Regions from separate parts of the Mus musculus genome. Here region 2 is linked to region 1. The links are chromatin contacts, found by Hi-C or POLR2A ChIA-PET in ENCODE. All regions are on one chromosome and are shown on one strand. The core of a region is the stretch at or near the end of the contact, and the rest is flanking DNA. Distances in the headings are between cores, read along the strand shown.

What was found. Hi-C counts contacts between places; a loop is a spot of excess contacts on that map. ChIA-PET counts read pairs that join two places held with the same protein, here RNA polymerase II (POLR2A).
Region 2: a map of gastrocnemius shows a loop between it and region 1 (7-fold over the local background). The contact joins the promoter of Rasl2-9 here to the promoter of Epn1 in region 1. A Hi-C loop is called at or near these places in 10 of 37 maps with a recorded cell type or tissue (CH12F3, adrenal gland, gastrocnemius and 2 more). POLR2A ChIA-PET finds 5 or more read pairs at or near these places in 1 of 5 experiments (embryonic stem cell).

The regions. Positions count from the first base shown.
Region 1 is chr7:5,078,445-5,082,247 of GRCm38, reverse strand. Epn1 (epsin 1) reads right to left here and starts at 2,013. Exons shown (of 12, transcript NM_010147.4): 1 at 1,771-2,013; 2 at 127-230. U2af2 (U2 small nuclear ribonucleoprotein auxiliary factor (U2AF) 2) reads right to left here. Exons shown (of 12, transcript NM_133671.3): 12 at 2,303-3,066. The coding sequence ends at 2,932.
Region 2 is chr7:5,123,898-5,127,700 of GRCm38, reverse strand. Rasl2-9 (RAS-like, family 2, locus 9) reads left to right here and starts at 1,751. Exons shown (of 1, transcript NM_009028.2): 1 at 1,751-2,759. The coding sequence starts at 1,772. The coding sequence ends at 2,422.

The DNA of each region.
Region 1 (3,803 bases), core at 764-3,263:
TACATCCTTCTAGGCACCCATTAAGTCCTTTGCGCTATCAACTCAATCCTTACAAATCCATGACTCACAGCCACTTTACACAGGAGGGAACAAGGGCACATTAGCACCTTGCCCAGGGACACACACCTCACAACTGGAGCAGCCTGGGTCCAGAGTAGACTCCGATCACCAGTCTGTGCCTCTCCAACAAGCCATGGAGGGAGATTTACTGAGCCCTACCATGATCCAACCTGAAGGAAGACATAGGAGAATAGGAAAGGCTGCTCTTTACCTTGAATTCAGGCCAGAAAATGGAGCACCTGCAAACAGGCATAACTAGGCAAAGAAAAAAAAAAAAAAAAAGCAGCTGGGTCCCAAGTCAGGCCTGGACAGACACCAGAAGACAAACATATGACAAACATAAGGAGACTGGGGGAGGGGAGAGAAAGGGAGGGAGAAAGGGAGAGAAAGAGGGAGGGGGGGAGAGAGAGAAGAGAAGAGAAGAGAAGAGAAGAGAAGAGAAGAGAAGAGAAGAGAAGAGACACACCAAAACTCGGGCAAAAAGAAAGCAATACAGCGAGGCAGGAGGACAGGGAGGACAGAAAGACAGGGACCCTGAAACAAAACACACACATGACACCCAGGGCTGGGGGGGGGTGGGAAGAGATATAACTTAAAAGAACACAAAATTTGCACTCAAATCCCGGCCACATAAGCAACCAGCAAAACAACCCTGTGACTCAGTTCACCTAACTGTGTAACAAAGGGAGGGGTGCTGCCCGGCAAGCTTGCTGATTAAATAAGACGGGTACATAAAGAACTTGGTTCTGTGCCCCACAGATAGTAGGCGCTCGGTACTCCTGGCTGCTATTATTATCAGAAAAAACATTTCCAAAAGGGTGGCATCTAAAGACGCACTATCCTAACACCAACTACCTACTTCAAGCATGTTCAAAAAAAACATACTAAATCTCACAAATGCTGCTGAAAATGGGGCCATTTTCCACAGTTAATTTAGAATTTCTTATTAAACAGTACAAACAATATAGTGAGTCCCCAAGGGGGACTCAAAAACCTGGTATCAAATACTAAGCGAGACAAAATCTCTAGTAACTAGAGCTACTAATAATCACATGCTTAACTCCAGGCCAGACACTGTAAGGCACTTTACCAGGACCACTCCAATGCGCAGAGACCCTGTGGTGCAGGAATTATGAATGCTTCCGTTTAGAAGACTAGGAAAACTGAAGACCAAGGCAAGCAGCGGGGGCTTTGGAATCCACAGCCAGAGCTCTTGTCAGAACACCAGAGACTCAGAAACCTGGGAAGCACATCCTAAGCAAAAGCAGTGGGTTCCTAGAAAGGAATTTTGGGCCTGGGGACGACAGCAATGACCCGGAGAGAAATAATGCACCAAGAGGGAGACCAGTCTGGGGAAATGAAGACACAGAAACCCAGAAAATACAAGCATTGCATGCATCCTGACAGGAACACGGAGCAATCCAAGACACAAACAGCACTCGGATCTCCAAGCCCTTTTGTACAAACACAGAAACACAGAAGCAGAGCAACACAGACAGCAGGGCCACGCGAGACGGGGACACTGACAATCCCAAAAAAAGACACACACCGGCAGGCAAACCCGACCCGGGCACAGCGGTACAAAAGCAGCCACAAGCCATCAGCGGCTGGAACACCGGCTCCGAGGCTGGCTGGACCCGCGCGCGCCACGGCCCAGGCCGGAACACCGGACTTGCCGCGACGGAGGCCAGCATTGCGCCCCTCGCTCACCTCGGCCCGCTTATACCGGGCTTCCAGGGGTCATGACGGTCAGCCCCCTGCCCCCGCTCGGCCTCGGTGTCGCGGGGCGCGCGCCGAGCTGCGGGAAGCAGAAGTGCGCACGTGCGCACGCACAGACGCACGGAGGGCCGCACAGCGACGGCCCCGCCGCCCCGGCGCCCGGGAGGGGCGCAGAGAGCCGGGCGGGGGAGGGGAGCCGCCGAGCGGACGGGAAGCAACCGAAGGTGGCAGCGGACCGGAAGCGGAAATGAACTCACGTGCCCCGCCCTCTGCACTTCGCCCGGCAGCCTCCACTTCCGCGACCAAACCCACCCCGGCACCATTTCCGGCGCACGGGACTGCGCGTCCTTATGCCCTTGCGTCACTTCCGCATCTACGCAGCAGTGGAGACGCGTAAAGGTCCAAGCCTTGAAGCCTCCACTGTGGCTACCCTCGCGGGACCCTCAGGCCTGCCTCCTTCCCTGGGTGCCACCCTCCACACCCTCGGCCGAAAGAGACGGGCGGACACACTGGACACAGATGAGGATCCATAAAGTAAAATACAACAAAATGTTTAATGAGCAAATTCGTATTAGCAAATATGAAACTGCCACAGAGAGGGGGAGCGGGACAGAGACCACGGGTTGAGTCAGGAAGACTAAGGAGAAGAACCAACTACTTAAGAAACCAGGGTGGAGAACAGGAAGGACCAGAAGCCAAAGGACGGGAGCTGTGGTCCTGCAAAGGGAGAGGGCAGGGCACTGAGGGCCAGACAACAAAATTCAAAATAGTTTGGCCATAAAATATAAACACGCTATGTTCCTACCATGGGGGAAGAGAGGAGGAAAGGGGTGTAAGGGATAAGAGGCTGTTTGGGAAGGGGCTGTGGAGGTCCTACCCGCCCTGCTGTGCACACAGTCCCCATCCCAGCCCGTTCCCTCTGTGTCTGTGTGGGTGCATGTGTCTGTGTGGGCCTGTGTGCACTTGCCCAGTCCCCTTCCTGCCCTAGCCCCCCACCCCCCACCCCCCTTAATTGCTGCCATTCCAGTTGCTGCCGGCTGTCATTCGGCTGTCACTCCTCTGCCCATCTTCTTCAAGAGGGGGGAAAGGAGGAGGGGACAGGTGGGGGGAAAGTCCCCAGCCAGCCCTGCCCCCACCCTCCCCCAGCCACCTCTACCAGAAGTCCCGACGGTGGTAAGAATCAGGGTCACAGTATTTTGTGACCACCACTCTGTTGGCGAACTTGCGACCGGTTAGACCCTGCATGGCTTTCTGGCAGTCAAACACAGAGGTGAACTCCACGAAGATCTGTAGGAACAAGAGGCATATCTGTGAACAAGGTTGGCTCCTAGCATCTACTCAGCATTCATTTAAAGTACAGAATCAGCACAGGAAATGAGAGAACACCTCACCACACTGCACAGAGGACTTCAGTTCAGTATGAGGGTGTTTACCCAAACGTTCTCCAGTACCCAAGAACAAGGCACAGAAGCGAGACATCACAGAAATGAAGAAAACCAGGCAGGCCTGAGTCACTTAAGTACACGGGGCAGTGGCCAGAGGCAAGACCCCAGAGGAGAGAAGGGGTCACTTCTGCATCATGCACCCTACAGTGTTCCCCAAGCCACAACTGTCATGTTCTCCCCACAGACAAGGTAAGGAAAGCTCAGAAATTAGGACTCAAGCCCAACCTGAATTAAAACAGGTTCATCTATCCATGTTGACAAGCCTGCTTGAACCACTCAATCACCTTAAAGGAAATGATTACAATGAAGGTCCCCTAACATGGGAACTGCATGACTACCGCACTACTTTAACAAACCAGTTGACTTCAGAAGAGAGTGGAGAGAATATGAGATAAAAGTGATAGAAACTTTATGGGGCCAGCAAAATGGCCCTACAATTCCGGCATCCTGCATTCAACCCGACTCCTTCCCAAAACACTGTCCTATGCTTGCACAAAAACAAAAACAAGTGAGTTAAAAGGGGCTGGAGAGAGAGGGCTCAACAGTTAAGAGCACTGACTGCTCTTCCAGCGGTTCTGA
Region 2 (3,803 bases), core at 502-3,001, 46 kb before region 1:
GGCATCTACGAGACCACCTTCAACTCCATCATGAAGTGTGATGTGGATATCTGCAAAGACCTGTATGCCAATACACTGCTGTCTGGTGGTACCACCATGTACCCAGGCATTGCTGACAGGATGTAGAAGGAGATCACAGCCCTAGCACCCAGCACAATGAAGATTAAGATCATTGCTCCCCCTGAGCGCAAGTACTCAGTCTGGACCTGCGGCTCCATCCTACCTCACTGTCCACCTTCCAGCAGATGTGGATCAGCAAGCAGGAGTATGATGAGTCGGGCCCATCGTCCACTGCAAATGCTTCTAGATGGACTGAGCAGGTGCCAGGCATCTGCTGCATGAGCTGGTATTGAAGTATCGATTTGCCCTGGCAAATGTACACACCTCATGCTAGCCTCATGAAACTGGAATAAGCCTTTGAAAAGAAATTTGTCCTTGAAGCGTGTATCTGATATCAGCACTGGATCATAGAACTTGCTGATTTTTGACCTTGTATTCAAGTTAACTGCTCCCTTGGTATATGTTTAACACCCTGTGCATATCTTGATTCAGTCCTTAGTTCATGTGGCTCGGTCACTTGGGGCTGGGGAGAACACGCAGTGGAAGAGAAAGGCCCAGCCTGGTGGATCTCTGTGAGCACCACGGAGTGATCTGTGCAGGGTATTAACCAACAGCAGACTTCCAGGATTTCCCGAGGCTGGCAAGGGCTCCTGAACCAGTTACCACTCCTTCTTGCCAGTCTAACAGGGTGGGAAAGTCCGAGCCTTAGGACCCAGTTTCCGTTCTGGTTTCTTCCCTCCTGACCACCATCGGTTGTTAGTTGCCTTGAGTTGGGAACGTTTGCATCGACACCTGTAAATGTATTCATTCTTTAATTTATGTAAGGTTTTGTTGTACTCAATTCTTTAAGAAATGACAAATTTTGGTTTTCTACTGTTCAGTGAGAACATTAGGCCCCAGCAACACGTCATTGTGTAAAGAAATTAAAGTGCTTCAGTAACTGAAAAAAAAAAAAAATTTCCTACTACCTATGATATCAAGCTTGGCTTTCTACAAGAGTTCAATCTCTGACTCTCATTTAATTCTTCCATTCCTTCACACACATATATATATATATATATATATATATATATATATATATATATATACTTTTTTTTTTTTTTTTTTTTTTTGGTTTTTCGAAACAGGGTTCTCTGTATAGCCCTGGCTGTCCTGGAACTCACTTTGTAGACCAGGCTGGCTTCGAACTCAGAAATCCGCCTGCCTCTGCCTCCTGAGTGCTAGAATTAAAAGTGTGCGCCACCACACCCGGCTCTATATTTCTTTTATATTTGACATAAGATCGCCTTTTTTTTTTCCTTTGTCTCTAAAAACAAATTGTGCAGCCCGTTGCTTAGGCAAAAGGAGTTTTGTCAGAAAAGTTCAGATCTAACAGATCTGTTCAGGATGGCAGGCAGTTCACTGAGCCAAGCTGCCTTCCTCTGTGTCCCTGTCATGAATCCTTGATTCGGTACAATTCAGTAGGCTTCATCCAAGAAATGCAGAGATGGTTCAGTAAGTGAAAATCAGTCCTGGAAGGTAGCTGGAAGGACCCGGCAGAGCGCAACACGAGGGTTGGTTGTCCTTCGGGTGGGCACCGCAGCGGCGGGCGGTGCCCAGCTTCCCTTCCCCCACAGTCTGGTACAGAGTCTGCCTTCCCGCGCGCTCTTCCCGGCCGCTGCCTTTAGAGGGCGCACGTGCAGCAGCCGCTCTCTCCGGCAGGATCGCCGCGATGGCCGCCCAGGGAGAGCCGCAGGTCCAGTTCAAGGTCGTCCTGGTGGGCGACGGCGGCACCGGAAAGACGACATTCATGAAGCGCCACTTGACCGGAGAGTTTGAGAAGGAGTATGTAGCCACCCTGGGCGTGGAGGTGCACACATTAGTCTTCCATACCAACAGAGGACCTATCAAGTTCAATGTGTGGGACACAGCCGGTCAGGAGAAGTTCGGGGGGCTGCGCGATGGCTACTACATCCAAGCCCAGTGTGCCATTATAATGTTTGACGTAACATCAAGAGTTACTTACAAGAATGTGCCTAGCTGGCATAAAGATCTAGTGCGTGTGTGTGAAAACATCCCCATTGTATTGTGTGGCAACAAAGTGGATGTTAAAGACATGAAAGTGAAGGCAAAACCTATTCTCTTCCACCGAAAGAAGAATCTTCAGTACTATGACATTTCTGCCAGAAGTAACTACAACTTTGAAAAGCCTTTCTTCTGGCTTGCCAGAAAGCTCATTGGAGATCCTAACTTGGAGTTCGTTGCCATGCCTGCTCTTGCCCCACCTGAGGTAGTCATGGACCCAGCTTTGGCAGCACAGTACGAGCATGATTTAGAGGTTGCTCAGACGACTGCTCTCCCAGATGAGGAAGATGACCTGTGAGAAAGTGAAGCTGGAGCCCTGCGTCAGAAGTCTATTTTAGGCAACTGTCCTGTGATGCCAGCCAGCGGTGCAGTGTGTGTGCCACCTTATTTAGCTAAAGGAGATCGTGCAATTCATTGGGATGCTGAAGGAGATGAATGGGCTTCGGAGTGAATGTGGCAGTTAAAATACACCTTCATTTTTTTGGACTTGCGTATTTAGCCCCCTGGAACAGAGTTGTTCTGGATTTCAAAGATAAGACTGCTACCGTAGCATCACAATAGTCAGTGGTGAAATCTTGTTTGTAACTGTCATTCCCACTCTTTCATTTAGAATCAGAATAAAGTTGTATTTCATATTTGAAATATCTTCTAAATATCTTCTAAAAAAGAGAAAAATAAAATCAGCAAATGTAATCTATCACATAAACAAATTAAAAGGGGAAAAAAAACATGATCATATCTTTAGATGCACAAAGGGCCTTTGACAAAATCCAACACCTCTTTATCATAAAACTCCTTGAGAGCCTAGGGATACAAAAGACATACCAAACATAGCAAAGGCAATATAAAGCAATCTGATAAGCCGGGAGTGGTGGTGCCTTTAATTAAATGCCTTTAATCCCAGCATTTGAAAGGCAAAGGCAGGCGAATTTCTTTTTTTTTTAAGATTTATTTATTTATTATATGTAAGTACACTGTAGCTGTCCTCAGATACTCCAGAAGAGGGCATCAGATGATTGTGACCACCTTGTGGTTGCTGGGATTTGAACTCGGGACCTTTGGAAGAGCAGTCGCGCTCTTAACCACTGAGCCATCTCGCCAGCCCCCAGAGAATTTCTGAGCTCAAGGCCTGCCTGGTCTACAAAAGTGAGTTCCAGGACAGCCAGGGCTATACAGAGAAACCCTGTCTTGAAAACCCAAAAAAAAAGCAATCTGATAGCAAACATCAAATTAAAGGGAGATAAATTCAAAGCAGTTCTACCAAAATAAGGAGGAAGACAAGCTGTCCACTCTTTACATATCTATTGACTATTATACTTGAAGTTTTACCTAGAGCAATAAGACAACTGAAGGAAATCAAGGGGATACAAGTTATTTTTCAAAAAATAGTCAAAGTATTGATGTTTGTAGATTATATAATAGTATACATAAGTGACCTTAAAAAAATCCACAAAGGGGGTTGGGGATTTAGCTCAGTGGTAGAGCGCTTGCCTAGCAAGCGCAAGGCCCTGGGTTCGGTCCTCAGCTCTGGAAAAAAAAAAAATCCACAAGGGAGCCGGGCGTGGTGGCGCACGCCTTTAATCCCAGCACTTGGAAGGCAGAGGCAGGCAGATTTCTGAGTTCGAGGCCATCCTGGTCTGCAGAGTGAATTCCGGGACAGCCAGGGCTACACAGAGAAA